2 separate regions of the Mus musculus genome follow, and region 2 is linked to region 1. Evidence: chromatin loops called from intact Hi-C (ENCODE). Cell type or tissue: heart. All regions are shown on one strand. Each heading gives the region's core, and the rest is flanking DNA. Links, peaks and the distances in the headings are about the cores only.

Region 1 (2,907 bases), core at 180-2,679:
GTGAGAATGTGGTGTCCACTCCTGCGCATTCCACCCTGCCTAGCTTATGGGCGGGGTGCCATCTCTCCGGAAGTACTTTCTGCGAGGGGCTGGGGCCTTCCGGAAGTGACGCATACAGGGCGGGGCTCGTCACCGGGTCCGGCAGCTGAAGCTCCTCGCTCGCTCGGGTTACCCCTGCAGCGACGCCCCCTGGTCCCGCCGCCGTTGCCACCGCCGCTCCCGCCCCTCAGCTCCTCGGCCGCGCCATGGGCACCCGCGACGACGAGTACGACTACCTCTTTAAAGGTGAGGCCGTGGGCCAGCGAGAGCCCATTTGGGGCCCGAGACACTCCCGGGGGACCCGCGCAGGGCCAGCCCTGCCCTGGTCGGAGTCCGCCTCGGCGCTTCCTTCCTGCCGCCCCGTCGGGGGTCCCGCCGCTCGTCCGGGTTCCCGCGCCCTTGGGAGGCCTGACGAGCCGCGGCGCCCCTCTCTGTATGTCCTCCCCGATGGCTGCGTCCCTCACGGCCGTGCAGTTCCTTCCCTGGGCGTCTCGAGCCCCTCCTCTTGGATGCTGCTGCTCGTCTCACGTCCCCCCTCTGACAGGCCCCTGCCTGGGCTGAGCACCCATATCGGGACACCCACTGGCTCGGGGGGCGGGGGTGTTGCTTTTTCTCTTTTCTGTTCGTTTCCCTTTTCTTCCCTTCCCTCCTCGTGAGCCTTTTCCTGGGCTTCGGCCAGATTCGCCCGTCCCCGGGCCCCCACCCCCATCCCCGCAGACCTCGAGGTCAGTACCCGCGGACTGTCCCCTCCCTCCCCACAGACGGGCAACTAATGTTTAGCACTCCGGAGCGACCTGGCTGGTGGGAGGGAGAGAAGGGGAGGGCAAGAGGGGCTGTCCATCACTCCTGGCGTTCATGCACTTGTCGCAGTGTCCAGGCAAGCAGATGACTTCCCACCTCGCGTTTTTCTTTTTTTTTTTTTTTCCCCCCCTTTTCATCTCTGTCCCTGCCTAGCTACAACCAGACCGGGATAACTCCTTTTACTTGGCTTTCGAGAAGGGGCTGCGGATGGGTGGTGGCTGTTATCCCTGCCAGACCTGAAGGCCCAGTTCCCGAACAGGAAAGGTTGTGCGCTGCACAAATACTAGCGAGCTTATCACTGTGGACTGGTTGCTTCCTGCTGCAATACTGGGAGGATCCGACAGGAAGGGAAGAACCCTGGTTGGTCACATACCTTTCCCAAACAGTGAGAGAGGGTTATAGTGCTAGCGTGCCCTTTTAGTGAAATCAAGAATTTATTACAGGATGGGGGGAAATGTGGAGCCGGTGGACAGAACAGGGAAGAATGTAAATAGAGACTTGCTTATGGGTTGAGTCCGCGAAGAAGCTGAAGTGAAAGGATACAGTTCTCAGTGACGAGAGAGTACAGTGAACGCTTTTTTTGTTCATGAATGCGCTCTCACTTTCGTAGCCTTGCTCTGCTCCTGAATTAGAAGGGCAGCCATCAGTAATTTGTTGAACAAAGATCATTGCCAGTGAGGAAGAAGCCCTTGCTTTTAAAGCTTTTCTGGGGAGGGTGGAGTTTCAAGAGTGTTAAGCATGGTGAGTGTTCCTGGCTTTGCCATTGGGTGCTAAGAGTGATTGGACTAAGTGAAGAAGCAGGAAACATTTCCAAATTCTTTACAAGTCTTGACATATTAGCTGCTAGTACACCCTTATCAAAAGTTACTCCGAATATTCTATTTATAGAGTAAGTACCTTCAGTGTTACCCTTACTACCATATTGGAAAGTAATGTATAGATAAGAAGGCACCAAACCTTAAAAATACTACTAGGAAAGCAGGCCTTGGCGGTATAGGCTTTTAAAATCCCGGCATTTGGGAGGAAGAGGCAGGCAGTTCCAGTCCAGCCTGGTCTACAGAGTGAGTTCCAGGATAACCAGGTTACATAGTGAGTCCCTGTCTCAAAAAATAAAATAAAATAAGATAAAATTAAAAAAAAATAAAAACAAATAGGAGACCTAGGATGTTTATTTAAGGCATTTGAGATTATTTGAAATTACCTAAATCCTAAGGTTTAGTCAATCAAGGGAGTTTTATTTTTAAGTACTTTGTAATGGTGGTACCTTTTGAAGTTATTTCTCTTATTTGGTTTGGAATGTGAATGTTGGTTATAGAAAACTTTATTTTTTCTAAGAATGTTAATTTATCCTAGATTGGCCGAAGGAATTAAAGTTTAATTTTTAGATTAGACCATCCTCTGATCAATGAGAAAACATGGGGGTTTTATGTTTCTTTGCCTTGTAACCTTGGAAAAGTTAACTTTTTTTTGTATTTTTTTACTTTTTGAGATTATGATATAATTATACTATTTCTCCCAGCTCAACTTTTTTGAGCCTCAGTTTCCTCAGTAAAGGAAATACTGTGATACTTTTTGGGGAGTGAGATTATAAAACTTAGCTCTTGTGAGGACTCAGTGGTTATAAATGAAGTTATAGTTCTTGTCCGACTTTTGAGCTATAAATCTTTTAAAATTTTTTTATTTTTATTTTTTATTTTTTGGTTTTTTCGAGACAGGGTTTCTCTGTATGGCTCTGGCTGTCCTGGAACTCACTTTGTAGACCAGGCTGGCCTCGAACTCAGAAATCCGCCTGCCTCTGCCTCCCAAGTGCTGGGATTAAAGGCATGTGCCACCATGCCCGGCTCCTAAAGTTTTTAAAAAATTGTATTTACTGACTTGTGTATGCTAGTGTGTACTATAGCACATGTTGAGGGTAAGAGAACAAATTTTGGGAGTCAGTTCTTTTCTTCCACCCCGACAGTCTCAGGGATCAAATTCATGTCATCAGGCGTGGTAAGCAAGCATCATTCCCCACTGAGCCACCTCACTCACTAATCAATACATCTTTATAAAGAACATGTAAATTTT
Region 2 (2,907 bases), core at 222-2,721, 75 kb before region 1:
AGCTGCCTCAAACGATTATTACGTCTCGCCCAAACAAAACAAAGCCCCATAAAAGAAATCAAGTACAATTTTAAGTTCAATTAGGGCTCAGATCAGAAATTCTATTCCTTTTTTTTTTTCAGAAGCTGTATCTCAGAACTACTGTAAATATAAACTGATCAATTTGCCCAAGAATCCTTACTTATAAACTAATCTTGGGTTCCCCCTGAGACTCCTCTTTATAGTAATCTCAAATGCACCACAATAACTTAGTGTAACCTGGGCTACGATGTTTACAGGTGTCTCCACCCCCTTCCTCCAAGGAAAGAGGAGGTACAATGGGTGGGCAGAAAACAGATTAAGGCTGTATATACACTAAAGATAATCTTGTGATAATGTAATATTGTTTATTTTACTTTTGGGCTACCCTTTTCATTCATATCTAACACACTTAAAAGAACAATATACTCACAGAGTGACACAATTCCTGCCCTCCCATGTCTCTCTGGCTGGCTGACACCCACTTTCCCCTCAGATAAATACAAGCCTGTTGACTGATGCCTGTCCTGTTTTGCAAACAAGAAATAACTGTCCTATAAGACAAATAAAAACCGTCTCTACCGCTCTGAGGCCAACCATTCGTCTGAAGGAAAAGCACACTGGAGCAGCAACATCCAAGTTTCCCTTTACGTCCTGTCATTTAAAAGCACCATAAAAGAGATGTCGCTGCGACCCAATTCTAGGTCACAAGCTTTTTTGCCCCTTCTCCCCCTGCCCCCTCCTTCGTCTTTCCCCTCTAGAAAGAGATAAACTTCAAAAGGAGTGGTGATGACCAAGAATTGCGCGCGCGTGTGCACAGACACACACACACACACACACACACACACACACACACACACACACACACACACTGGTCAACTTGGACGCTGGCCGGGCTCACGTGGAACCTGAGCCCCAGCCGGGCCCCGGCATCTGGACTGAACAGCCGCGGGAAAGCAGCCCCCGCCGCGGGTTTGAAACCCAGAGCAGGTGGGATTCCGGGAAGCAACCTTACGTAACGAGCTTGTCAAAATCCCAGCTTCAGGACCTCCCCACCGTCCGCCCCCGCCCCATCACCCCAACAACAACAGCCCCAGGCCAGCACCAAATGGCCAGTCCGGAGGGACCCCCCCGGTGTCCCGCGCTCGTTCCCACACGGAGGCGCGCGAACGCCATCGACAGCATCTCGCCATCCTCCGGGACGGCCAGAGCCCCTCCTAGCAGCTGCCCGCGCCTAGCGGCCCTCCAAGTCCTATCACCCGGCTCGGCGTCCCCCTGCCAGTCACCTCCTCAGGGCCGTGACAGCTCCCTATGCCACCGATGCCCACGCCGCCGCCCCCGCCACTCACCTCCCCGCCGGCCCCCGCGCGAGCACCGGGAAGAGCCTGAGATGCAGAGTCTGATCCCCTCATGCGCGGCGGGCGGGACACGAGGGGGCTGAATGTCGCGGCGCTTGCAGCCAGCTTAGCTCATCTCCCGGCCCGGCGCTCCGCCCAGCCGTCTCAGTCAGACGGGACTCCCCCTCCCCGCGCGGTCGCCAAAGCCTCCGCCTCCTTCCTCAGCACCAGCCGCCGAACCCGCCGCGGCCGGCGCCATCTTGGGAGTGACGGTAAAGACATGGGGGCGGGGACTATGGCAACAAAAACCAATCACAGGCCGAATCTGACCCGAGGGGCAGGAATGGGCCGAGCTAGGGGGTGGGTCGTGGGGGGAGGGGACTAACAAGGGTCCCGCAAGTGGGCGGGCCGCTGGGTGGGGCTGTGGGCGGGGTGGGGCCGGGCTGGCTGGTGACGGCGAGTGTAGCTGGGGAAACGCGTCGTGGTTCCCCTTCAGGTTGGGAGATTCCGAGCCCCTGGCGAGTAAGAACAAGGCGCACTGTACCTTCCTCTTTCACAAGCATCCAGCTATGGCCAACAGACCTGCTTCTTCCTTCCCGGCACTGCTGCTTGGTGCAGTGGTCTGAGCTGAGATCCGCCCACCAAAGTCACTGGTATTCTGCAGAAAACCCCCTAAGCGGTTAGCAACCACCAGTAGCTTTCAGTCCCGAGACAGAGGTCAGGGAAAAGGGGGAATTCAGAGGGGTTCTCTGAAAAGCGCGTTGATAAAACAGCTATTGTTGATTGAAAGGGTGTCCATTACATTGATTAATTGGATATGGCCTACTTAAACTAGACTGCAGGTCTACTGTTAATGGCTATTGGCAAGATGCCTTTGAAAAATGTGGATAATAAAGGTTGATTACCTCTACAGAGTTACTCAGAAATGTAAAGTGTATGCCTAAAAAGTATTGAATAATGTTAGCTGGAATTCTATGAACAAATGAAGGAAGAAATAGGACCTTTTAAAAAAAAATTCCTCTAGGTTGAAGTTAATCTATGCAAAACAGGCTTCATCTTTATTGCCAACCGAGATTACAGTTTTATTTTATACCTCCACTCCTTCTCTTGGACTCATTCATCCAGACAATATTGTTGGAAAACCCAGCAGGGCTGACACACAACAGTCAGGGAACCAGAAAAGGTCTGCTTTGAGGGAGTTGAGGTCTAGTGGGAGAAGCTCAACAACAACAACAACAACAACAACAACCAAATATATTTAATGCTTGGAGAAGAAACATAAAAGTTCTAGGAAGAATTCTAGGTAGCAGATAACAGGGTGGTTTTTGAAACCAGAGTGATCAAGGCTGTGCCTCTCTGAAGTGCAGGAAGAAGCCAGTAATGGAAGAAAGGCCCCAGAGAATTGAGTAAAGCAAAAAGATCATGCAGAGAACCTGCAATAGGGAGGAGCTTGGCTTTTAGAACTGCGAGGAATCTGTGTTGATGAGAAATGTATTTTGCCTGGAGAAGCCTTCCATTAGATTAGAGAGGGAGTTGAGAGCTCCGTTGTATA

Evidence for each region. A loop is a pair of places that touch in the nucleus more often than their neighbours do. Peaks named below come from ENCODE experiments on the same cell type or tissue, not always from the same donor. Only the 100,000 strongest peaks of a DNase experiment are listed, where the experiment ranks them.
Region 2: it touches region 1 in a loop (4-fold over the local background); 9 of 42 quality-filtered maps call a loop at or near these places.

What each region holds. Positions count from the first base shown.
Region 1 is chr9:64,734,962-64,737,868 of GRCm38, reverse strand. It overlaps Rab11a (RAB11A, member RAS oncogene family), which reads left to right and starts at 113. Exons shown (of 5, transcript NM_017382.5): 1 at 113-285. The coding sequence starts at 246. In heart, for the core only: CTCF peaks have their summits at 213 and 1,181; a DNase peak (open chromatin) is centred at 1,108; H3K4me3 peaks cover 1,853 bases; H3K27ac peaks cover 1,779 bases.
Region 2 is chr9:64,810,047-64,812,953 of GRCm38, reverse strand. It overlaps Dennd4a (DENN/MADD domain containing 4A), which reads right to left and starts at 1,943. Exons shown (of 35, transcript NM_001162917.1): 1 at 1,934-1,943; 2 at 1,368-1,614. Gm36459 (a long non-coding RNA gene) reads left to right here and starts at 1,539. Exons shown (of 3, transcript XR_379559.2): 1 at 1,539-1,627; 2 at 1,852-2,008. In heart, for the core only: a CTCF peak has its summit at 1,212; a DNase peak (open chromatin) is centred at 1,543; H3K4me3 peaks cover 2,230 bases; H3K27ac peaks cover 1,823 bases.